Regions from separate parts of the Homo sapiens genome. Here region 1 is linked to region 2. Evidence: read pairs that join two places in POLR2A ChIA-PET (ENCODE). Cell type or tissue: PC-9. All regions are shown on one strand. Links, peaks and the distances in the headings refer to the core of each region. The heading gives the core; the rest is flanking DNA. Region 1 overlaps SKAP1 (src kinase associated phosphoprotein 1). Region 2 overlaps CBX1 (chromobox 1).

The links. ChIA-PET counts read pairs that join two places held together with the same protein. Peaks named below come from ENCODE experiments on the same cell type or tissue, not always from the same donor. Only the 100,000 strongest peaks of a DNase experiment are listed, where the experiment ranks them.
Region 1: POLR2A ChIA-PET joins it to region 2 with 29 read pairs; 6 of 35 experiments call an interaction of 5 or more read pairs at or near these places.

Annotation. Positions count from the first base shown.
Region 1 is chr17:48,168,493-48,173,808 of GRCh38, forward strand. It overlaps SKAP1 (src kinase associated phosphoprotein 1), which reads right to left. Exons shown (of 13, transcript NM_003726.4): 10 at 2,117-2,167. Among named protein-coding and RNA genes, the nearest start is that of MIR1203, 15 kb to the left of the region's middle. In PC-9, for the core only: no CTCF peak of the experiment used is centred there; no DNase peak of the experiment used is centred there; H3K27me3 peaks cover 353 bases.
Region 2 is chr17:48,089,050-48,094,387 of GRCh38, forward strand. All of the region lies in intron 1 of CBX1 (chromobox 1), which reads right to left. Among named protein-coding and RNA genes, the nearest start is that of CBX1, 9.8 kb to the right of the region's middle. RefSeq lists an enhancer at 4,930-5,338. In PC-9, for the core only: no CTCF peak of the experiment used is centred there; no DNase peak of the experiment used is centred there; H3K27ac peaks cover 726 bases.

The sequences.
Region 1 (5,316 bases), core at 1-5,000, 79 kb after region 2:
CTAAAAGTACAAAAATTAGCCAGGCGTGGTGGCACGTGCCTGTGATCCCAGCTACTCGGGAAGCTGAGGCAGAAGAATCACTTGAACCTGGGAGGCAGAGGTTGCAGTGAGCGGAGATAGCGCCATTGCACTCCAGCCTGGACAACAGAGCGAGACTTCATCTCAAAAAACAAACAAACAAACAAAAAAACACACACCTGAGAAAAACTAAGTAGCCCAAACTTGTGTAGCTTGTCTATGACATAGGAATTCACACTGTCCTAGAGCTCCCTGCCTTTTAAATGCCTTCACTGGGGCTGCCTGCCCTTCCCCCAGACCTCTATCTTTTATTGTTACAAAACTAAATGATGACATTTGGATTTATGTATTTTTCACCATTTCTATAGCGCCTTTGGAGAAAAGGCAGTATATAAAATCAATCGATAAATAAGTAAACACAAATAATAAAAATTCCTGCCTCAGATTCTGCAGAGAGAGCAAAAAGTCCTCCTGTTTTTTAATCACTAAGTCACCAATCATTATAACTGGTGGGAAGTGTAAACCATAGAAACATATTCAGAGCTTGCTATACTTTAACAACACTTATTTTGGAGGCAGGAAGCATGAGGAACAAAAGGTTTTTTTTTTTTTAAACCTACTTGAATTATAGCTGTAGGAACAGTTAAGAAATAAATCTCCTCTCACCTCCCAGATATAACCTTAGAGAAAGAGGTGGAAGGAGGAAATGAGATGAGGGAGGAGTCTGAAACTGGATTCTAGACTTTGCTAAAAGATCAATGCTTTCTGAATGGAGTTTAATATGAAATTGGCCATAGGAAGCTTACAGTTACTCCACCCAAGCTGTCCACATGAAGTGTTTCTTTTCTGCACTGGTGATGGAAGTTGGTTGAGAAAAGATATATGTGGAACATGGGCGGGTCAGAACAGATTTTCATTTGGAATTCTGTACAGTAAGTAGACAACAGAAGGAAATAGGTTTCAGAATGGACCTAATCACATGTGTTCACTATCATGAGGTACTTGCAGCTACACTCACATCCGTGCATCACACCCGCCTCCACTGCTTTCTTTCTCTCCTGCTTTGGCGCATGACTTCTGAGGCTGCATCTTCGTTGTCTCTTCTCTTCCCTGGGAGAAGCTGGACCCTTAGGAAGTTGGGTCCTGAACCTTTTAAGTATTCACTTTCTGTAGAGAATGAACCTAGAAATGGGGGTTTTGCTGGATGGATAAGGAGAGAAGAAAAAGCACAAGGAAAGGAGAGAGGAGAATAGGAAAAGACAGGGCTAGATAATGGAGAAGGAGCAGGGAGGGAAAGAGGGCAAGAATTCCTAGGCTTAAGATTTTCATAGACTCCCTAAGAAAAATATCAGCCAGTATCTAAATCAGTCATGATTAGGGCTCTGCCGACGGAACGAATGTCCTTGAGGTGGCCCTTGCAATGTGCAGCATTCCTTTACTGACAACCATGGAATAGGTCCTTGGTCCACTTAAGGAGGCTTCAGAGGGGCATCTGACCTTAGAAAGGATGGGCTCACTAACAGCCTGAAGCATGGTTAACAGTCTGGGATGAATAAGATGTAATTTTATATTCAACAAACCTGTTACATATTCATTTCCAAATGTGCCTGGAATCAAACCAGGCTATCAGAAGTCAGCATCACCAAGGAATTTTATCTTTCACCCTGTGTTCACTTTTCAGATCTGACACATTTCCATTCCCCTCTGAACTTGCAATCTCCGGGCCTCTCAGAGAGGAGACATTTCCATTCTTTCCATTCTCAATCCTCTGATCTCTTAGAGATGAGGCAATTCTATTTTCACTGTACTGATATAAGAAATATTGATAGGAAAAAATAAATGTCTGGTTTGGCTTCCCACCCGCTCTAGGATAAATCTTGGCTGTTCTGGGAACATTAATTAAAGTGAATGTATGGCTGCTTTTAAAGTTTAGGTATTTCCCTACCCAGTCACTTTATTTAGGGCTTTGGGGTTCACACACAGGTACCCTCTTAATTATTGAGTTCAGTAATTTTTGTAGTCTCAGAGAAAGGTGCTTTCTCTAATCAGAAGCCCATAATGTCCTACCCAGTGCCTGTGCATTTAGAAGCTCTTATACCTCCTTTTCGTCGAGTGCCACTCTCATCCTCTTCTAGATCATGCTCTTCATCTGGGGGGATAAATGATCAGTATTAGCAATTAGTGGTTCACAGTCTCATGTTCTTTTTTTTTTTTTTCGAGATAGAGTCTTGCTCTGTTGTCTAGGCTGAAGTGCAGTGGAACGATTTTCGGTTCACTGCAAATTCCACGTCTGGGGTTCAAGGGATTCTCCTGCCTCAGCCCCCTGAGGAGCTAGGAGTACAGGTGCCCACCACCACGCCTAATTTTTGTATTTTTAGTAGAGATGGGGTTTCACTATGTTGGCCAGGTTGGTCTTGAACTCCTGGCATCAGGTGATCCACCCTCCTTGGCCTCCCAAGGTATTGGGATTACAGGTGTGAGCTACTGCGTCCAGCCAGTCAGTCTCATGTTCCTTATACGGAAAGGTCCCCTTTCTCTGAGCTCATCATACTCTCTTCTTTAAGGAAAGTTTAATTACTGTTGTTTTTTTTTTTTTTTTTTTTTTTTTAGGCAGAGTTTCACTCTTTGTTGCCCAGGCTGGAGTGCAATGGTGTGATCTTGACTCACTGCAACCTCCACCTTCCGGGTTCAAGCTATTCTTCCCGAGTAGCTCAGCCTCCCGAGTAGCTGGGATTACAGGCTCACAGCACCATGCCCAGCTAATTTTGTATCTTTAGTGAAGATGGGGTTTCTCCATGTTGATCAGGCTGGTCTCAAACTCCTGACCTCAGATGATCCGCCCACCTTGGCCTCCCAAAGTGCTGGGATTACAGGCGTGAGCCACCGTGCCTGGCAATTACTGTGTTCTTAAAAAAAATATTAATTTGTCACCTTCAAACTGGCCCTCTCCTTCCCTTCCCTTTCATTTATTCATAAGCATGTTGAAGTGCTCATTACATGCAAGACATTGCACTAGGAACTGGGGACAAGCAATAAACAAGACTGTCAGAGTTCCTGCCCTTGTGGAGCTTCCAGTCCATTGGATTATTTAGATGTCTATCACCAGAATCCTAATCCTTTTCCTCAAACTCCATTTCTCCTTCCCTCTGGAATTCTCTTCAAAATTATTATCTCTATGCAAGCATTCTCTCTAGTTTTAAGCATTCTAGAGTTAGGATGTTAGAGTGTGTGTGTGTGTGTGTGTGTGTGTGTGAACAACCCTCTGTGATTGGCTGGGTGCGGTGGCTCATGCCTGTAATCCCAACACTTTGGGAGGCCGAGGCGGGCAGATCATGAGGTCAGGAGTTGGAGACCAGCCTGGTCAACATGGTGAAACCCCGTCTGTGCTAAAAATACAAAAATCAGCTGGGCCTGTGGCGGGCGCCTGTAACCCCGGCTACTCAGGAGGCTGAGGCAAGAGAATTGCTTGAATCCAGGAGGCAGAGGTTGCAGTGAGCCGAGATTGTGCCACTGCACTCCAGCCTGGGTGACAGAGCAAGACTCTGTCCTGGGGAAAAAACAAAAAACAAAAAACCCTCTTTGATTAATTAGTCCTTAATCCTTAATGTATCCATCTTTGTTCAGCTGTAATGGAGGCTGGTCATGTACATAATTTTATGTTCCTAGTACTTGGGGCTTGTAGTTATCTTTTTACTGTTTTTATTCAGCATGTCTTGTTCATTAGAGTATAAGCTCCTGAGGGTAGCTGGAATGGTCTTTTAATTAATTGCCGTAGATTCACAATGGGTTCTAACTCAATGCCAGTGTCTAACTCCAGTCAAATGTTTATACGGTCAAAGTCATAACATAATTGGCCTAAGTTTCTTACTCCCATTAACCGGTTTCATCTCGTCACATTACCCGATAAAATAGGAATTGGACCCTTATAATGTAAATATGTGTACCAGAATCATATTTAGCTATTTTATACATGGGGCAAAGTGAAGAAAAATACACTCGTTATTCTTTTCACTACCACCATGCTCTTTTCCCACTCTCTCACTCACACATATATACACACATATGCACAGTAGATAGGGTATAGTAAGCAATGTTTTGAGGGCTGAATACTCAGCTCCTCCTGGCCACATTTACTTTCCTTTCTCCTGAGTCTTAATGACATTTGCTTGTCTTGCTTCTCCATAGTTTTGCCACTAAATGAAACTTTGACATTTCTCTTTCTTTTTTTAAATGTAATGTTTATAGGGCAATATGAGTTCCGGTATGCCAAACTGGGGAAGTAAGCTCCAAGCTCATAGGTAAGAAGGAGCAGCATAAAAATATATTAGAATACTATAAAGCATTAAAGGAGTAATTGATTTCAAGTAAGAAAGAGACTGATATGGCCAGGTGTGGTGGCTCATGCCTGTAATCCCAGCACTCTGGTAGGCTGAGATGGGAGGATCACTTGAGCCCAAGAGTTAGACACCAGCATAGACAACAGAGCAAGACCCTGTCTCTATAAAAAATAAAAATAAAAATTAGCTAGGCACAGTGATGCACACCTGTAGTTCCAGCTACTTGGGAGACTGAAGCAAGAGGATTGCCTGAGCCCAAGAGTTTGAGGCTGCAGTAAGCCATGATTGCGCTACTGCAGTCCAGCCTGGGCCTGGGCAACAGAGCGAGACCTTGTCTCTAAAAAAAAAAAAGGACGGATACTCTGGGAAATAAAATATATATATATATGCCCTACAATATAGTATGGGAAAAGGAGCACTTTGACTCAACAGTTCTTATAGCCATGTATGATCTAGCAGCAGAGAATGTTCTACTTGACACCTGTAGTGCTCCCTCAACCCTACCACGAGGAATAAAACAACCTAAGCTAATGGAGGAGTGAAATCAAATATAGGAAACAGATCATGCTGAAATAAACCACATTAAACATTCTTTGCACATTGTCTTCTCGTTACTCGTCCACTTCCTTCCTTTCTCAGCTATGATGCATTTCTTTTTTGACATGGGACTAATTTTAGGATTGGAAACATTAGAGGAAAAGTTGGTACAACCTCAGTTTTAGAGATACCCAATAATTTGGACAGAGAGCAGCTCTTTTGTTGATATCAAACAACTCCATCACAAAGACCAATAATTTGCTGTGCTTAGGCACTTTTGCAGAGGTTTATTCTACCTCTGCTGTCTGTGCGCAGCTGTCTCTTCCTCCCAATTCTAATCAATGTAAATTGGGTCAGATCTCCACTGTGAATTACAAATTGGATCCGAAGTTGGAGGGTCACAGTGCTGCTACTCCACCTCCTT
Region 2 (5,338 bases), core at 1-5,000:
TGAATCAAGAGTAATTAATTCATAGCTCAATTTTAAAAGCTGGCATCTGCATCTTTTTTTTTTTTTTTTGAGACAGAGTCTCACTCAGTCGCCCAGGCTGGAGTGCAGTGGTGTGATCTCGGCTCACTGAAAGCTCCACCTCCCAGGTTCACGCCATTCTCCTGCCTCAGCCTCCCCAGTAGCTGGGACTACATGTGCCTGCCACCACGCCCGGCTAATTTTTTTGTATTTTTAGTAGAGAGAGGGTTTCACTGTGTTAGCCAGGATGGTCTCTATCTCCTGACCTCGTGATCCGCCCATCTCGGCCTCCAACAGTGCTGGAATTACAGGCATGAGCCACCGCGCCTGGCCAGGCATCTGCATCTTTCAAAGCTCCACAGGTGATTTTGATGAACATTCTTGGATAAAAGCTACTGCTGTAAGAGGATTGGCAAAAACCATATTCCTCAAGTGAAATTACACACATTACTGCAGACATAAATCAGTTCTCGGGGCCCAGCACGGTGGCTCACGCCTGTAACCCCAGCACTTTGGGAGGCCGAGGTGGGCGGATCACCTGAGGTCAAGAGTTTGATACCAGCTTGACCTACATGGTGAGAGCCCATCCCTACTAAAAATACAAAATTAGCTGGGCGTGGTGGCACATATCTGTAATCCCAGCTACTCGGGAGGCTGAGGCAGGAGAATCACTTGAACCCGGGAGGTGGAGGTTGTAGTGGGCCGAGATCGTGTCACTGCACTCTAGCCTGGGCAACAAGAGTGAAACTCTGTCTCTAAATAAATAAATAAATGGCAAAAGGAATTTACCTTCCAAGGAGTAAAGAAAGGAAGTAAATTCTGGATACAAACAGAAAATTTTAACGAAATTTATTTGTGACTTTTTTTTTTTGAGATGGAGTCTGGCTCTGTCACCCAGGCTGGAGTGCAGTGGCATGATCTCGGCTCACTGCAACCTCCGCCTCCTGGGTTCAAGCAATTCTCCTGCCTCAGCCTTCCAGGGCGTGCACCACCACCCCTGGCTAATTTTTGTATTTTTAGTAGAGATGGAGTTTCATCATGTTGGCCAGGGTGGTCTCGATCTCGACCTCATGATCTGCCCACCTCAGCCTCCCAAAGTGCTGGGATTACAGGCACGAGTCACTGCGCCCGGCTATTTGTGACAAAAATTTTAAGATTTCTGATGACCTATGTAAGTACAAAAATCAGTTTTGGTAATCCACACAGTAAAGTTCCTTAAGAAACTTTGAAGATTGTGATTTCAACCTCAGTTTTTATTTACATGTATATATTTTTTTCTAGCCAATCACCCAATTAAATAAACAGTCTCAGAATTCATATAGCTTTTGCTGTACTCAAGACAAAAATATGGGAATCAGCTCTGATTCCTCATCCTCCATATCCAGTCTCTCACTAAATCCTGGTAATTTTATATCTTAAATATCTTCCAATTCATACTTTTTTCCAGCCCCACTGCTGCTGCTCTATTCGAAGCCACCATCATCTCTTGCAATGGGTAACTCCTGATCCAATTCATTTTCAACACTAGCCAGTGATTTCAAAATGAAAATCTATCTCTTCACATCATTATCTGTGGGCATTTGAGCTGAAGGCCCCTGCACCTACACCTATCAATCATCATTACCTTGCGCTTTGCCCAACTTTTCACTTAACCAATTTCCTTAGCTTAAATGTCACTTCCTTAGAATTCCTTCCCTAGAGCCCCAGACTGGGTTAACTCTGTATGAACATGCTCCTATTGTATTCATTCACATAACAATTATCTACTGGGCACCTATTACGTGTAAGGTGCTGGAAAAATGGGGTAGACAAGACAGACAAAATCCTTGATCTCTTAGACCTTATTATTCTAGTGCAGACAAGTGAGTGAGCACTATTGAGTGTGTGCACACATGTGTTTGCAAAGCATGGCACAGACAATAAACAAGAAAATATTACTGATAAATGTTACAAAGCAAATTTCTTTAGAATAACATTTAAACAGAAACCCGAACTACAAGGAGACAACTCAGCCAAAATAAGAAAAGCACTCCAAGGTTAGGGAATAGTTGGTTTGAAAGTCCTAAGGTGAGAATGAGCTTGCTTTATCTGAGGAAAAGAAACATGGCCAGGTGGAAAGACCTCGACTAGACTGAGGGAATGGGAGGCACGGAGAAGATGACAATTATTTTGCATATCACTTCTTACTTCATTCCTTTTTCCATCTAGTTCTTTTTACCATTCCATTTTCTTTCCCCCTCTTTTAACCCGTTTAGGTTGAAGATCTAGTCAGTTAATGGCTATCAAAGTTCATAACTGCAGATCTTCTAGCTTTTTTTTTTTTAAGATGGAATTTTACTCTTGTTGCCCAGGCAGGAATGAAGTGGTGTGATATCGGCTCACTTTAGAACTCCGCCTCTGGGGTTCAACCGATTCTCCTGCCTCAGCCTCCCAAGTAGCTGGGATTACAGGTGCCCGCCACCATGCCCTTTTTTTTTTTTTTTTTTTTTTTTTGAGACAGAGTCTCACTCTTGCCCAGGCTAGAATGCGGGGGCATGATCTTGGCTCACCGCAACTTCTGCCTCCAGGGTTCAAGTGCTTCTCCTGTCTCAGCCCCACCAAATAGCTGGAATTACAAGCACGCGCCACCATGCCCAGCTAATTTTTTGAATTTTTAGTAGAGACGGGGTTTTACCATGTTGGCCAGGCTGGTCTCAAACTCCTGACCTCAGGTGATCCACCAGCCTCAGCCTCCCAAAGTGCTGGCATTACAGGCGTGAGCCACCACACCAGGCCTAATTTTTGTATTTTTAGTAGAGAGGGGGTTTCACCATGTTGGCCAGGCTGGTCTCGAACTCCTGACCTCAGGTGATCCACTCACCTCGACCACTCAAAGTACTCAGGTTACAGGCGTGAGCCACCATGCCCAGCCAGATCTTTTTTTTTTTTTTTTTTTTTTTTGAGATGCAGTTTCACTCTTGTCACCCAGGCTGGAATACAATGGTGCCATCTTGACTCACCACAACCTTCGCCTCCCAGGTTCAAGTGATTCTCCTGCCTCAACCTCCCGAGTGGCTGGGATTACAGGCATGCGCCACCATGCCCAGCTACTTTTGTATTTTTAGTAGAGATGGGGTTTCTCCATGTTGGTCAGGCTGGTCTCGAACTCCTGACCTCGGGTAATCTGCCCGCCTCGCCCTCCCAAAGTGCTGGGATTACAGGACTGAGCCACCATGCCCGACCAGATCTTCTACCTTTTAATACTATCTATTAAAAAAAAAATAAAATTAGCGAGGCACTGTGGCTCACACCTGTAATCCCAGCAGTTTAGGAGGCCAAGGCAAGGGTTGTGGAGTGGTTAAGGCCATGAGTTTCAGACCAGCCTGGGCAACACAGCAAGACTCCATCTCTCTCTCTCTCTCTTTTTTTTTTTGAGAGGGAGTCTTGCTCTGTTGCCCAGGCTAGAGTGCAGCTATCTTGGCTCACAACCTCCACCTCCCGGGTTCAAGGGATTCTCCTGCCTCAGCCTCCTGAGTAACTGGGATTACAGGTGCCCGCCGCTGCACCTGGCTAATTTTTCTATTTTTAGTAGAGACAAGGTTTCACCATCTTTGCTAGGCTGGTCTCGAACTCCTGACCTCGTGATCCACTTACCTCAGACTCCCAAAGTGCTGAGATTGCAGGCGTGAGCCACCGCACCCAGCTGCGAGACTCTATCTCTAAAAGATTAATTAATTAATTAGGCCGGGCATGGTGGCTCAGGCCTGTAATCCCAGCACTTTGGGAGGCCGAGGTCGGCAGATCACCTGAGGTCAGGAGTTTAAGACTAGCCTGACCAACATGGAGAAACCCAGTCTCTACTAAAAATACAAAATGAGCCGGACGTGGTGGCGCATGCCTGTAATCCCAGCTACTCGGGAGGCTGAGGCAGGAGAATCGCTTGAACCCAGGAGGCAGAGGTTGCAGTGAGCCGAGATCACACCATTGCACTCCAGCCTGGGCAGCAAGAGCAAAACTCTGTCTCAAAAAAAAAAAAAAAAAAAGAAAAGAAAAGAAAAGAAAGAAACAAATTAGTTGGGCATGATGGCAGGCGCCTGTAATCCCAGCTACCCAACTACTTGGGAGGCTAAAGCAGGGAGAACTGCTTGAACCCAGGAGGCAGAGGTTGCAGTGAGGCCAGATCACGACACTGCATTCCAGCCTGGGCAATAGAGCGAGACTCTGTCTCAAAAATAAAATTAAAAAAAAAAAAAAAAGACACAGAAGACAGGTCTCGAAAAAAATTTACAAAAAGGTAAACAATGCAAGTTCAAGTGAGAGTCCGAAATGGCAAGCATACATAATTACCAAAAGCAGTATAAGCAATAAAAAGTAGCCATAAACGCACTATAGGAGGTTGGAGGAAGAACTGGCGAGGGCATCAGTAAACATTTTGAAAAGCTGAGTTTGAAACCAGGCTTTACTAGCATTTGAAAAGGTGTACTGGTAGGGCAATTTGGCTTCAGGAACTGTTGTAAACAAAGGCAATGTGACACATATAAACCAGTTTGGGCTGGAGCTGACTGAATAGGAAATATTTTCTACAAGGTTTCCTCCCATTTAAAACAAAAGGCCAAAGTCGTCAGTGTAACACTTATATTCTTCGGTTCTTATTCCAGACTAATTATGTCCCTTCTTCCCTCACAAAATCTACATTCCTGTCAAAGACTATAACCTGGCCACAACCTGAACATATCCTATGTTTCCTCCATAGCTTTGCTCATCTATTAAGTATTAAGAAGTGTGGGCTTAGGCCCGGCATGGTGACTCACGCCTGTAATCCCAGCACTATGGGAGGCTGAGGCAGGCGAATTACCTGAGGTCAGGAGTTCGAGACCAGCCTGACCAACATGACCCCATCTCTACTAAAAATACAAAATGAGCTGGGTGTGGTGGCGCATGCCTGTAATCCCAGCTACTCCAGAGGCTCAGGAAGGAGAATCGCTTCAACCTGGGAGGCGGAAGTTGCGATGCGCCAAGATCGTGCCACTGCACTCCAGCCTGGGCATCAAGAGTGAAACTCTGTCTCAAAAAAAAAAAAAAAAAAAAAAAAGAAGTGTGGGCTTGGTAGGGCGCAGTGGCTCATGCTTGTAATCCCAGCACATTGGGAGGCCAAGGCAGGTGGATCACTTGAGGTCAGGAGTTCAAGATCAGCCTGGCTAAGATGGTGAAACCCCAACTCTAGTAAAAATACAAAAATCATCCAGGTGTGGTGGCACATACCTGTAATCCCAGATAGTCAGGAGGCTAAAGCAGGAGAATTCCTTGAACTTGGGAGGTGAAGGCTGCAGTGAACCAAGAT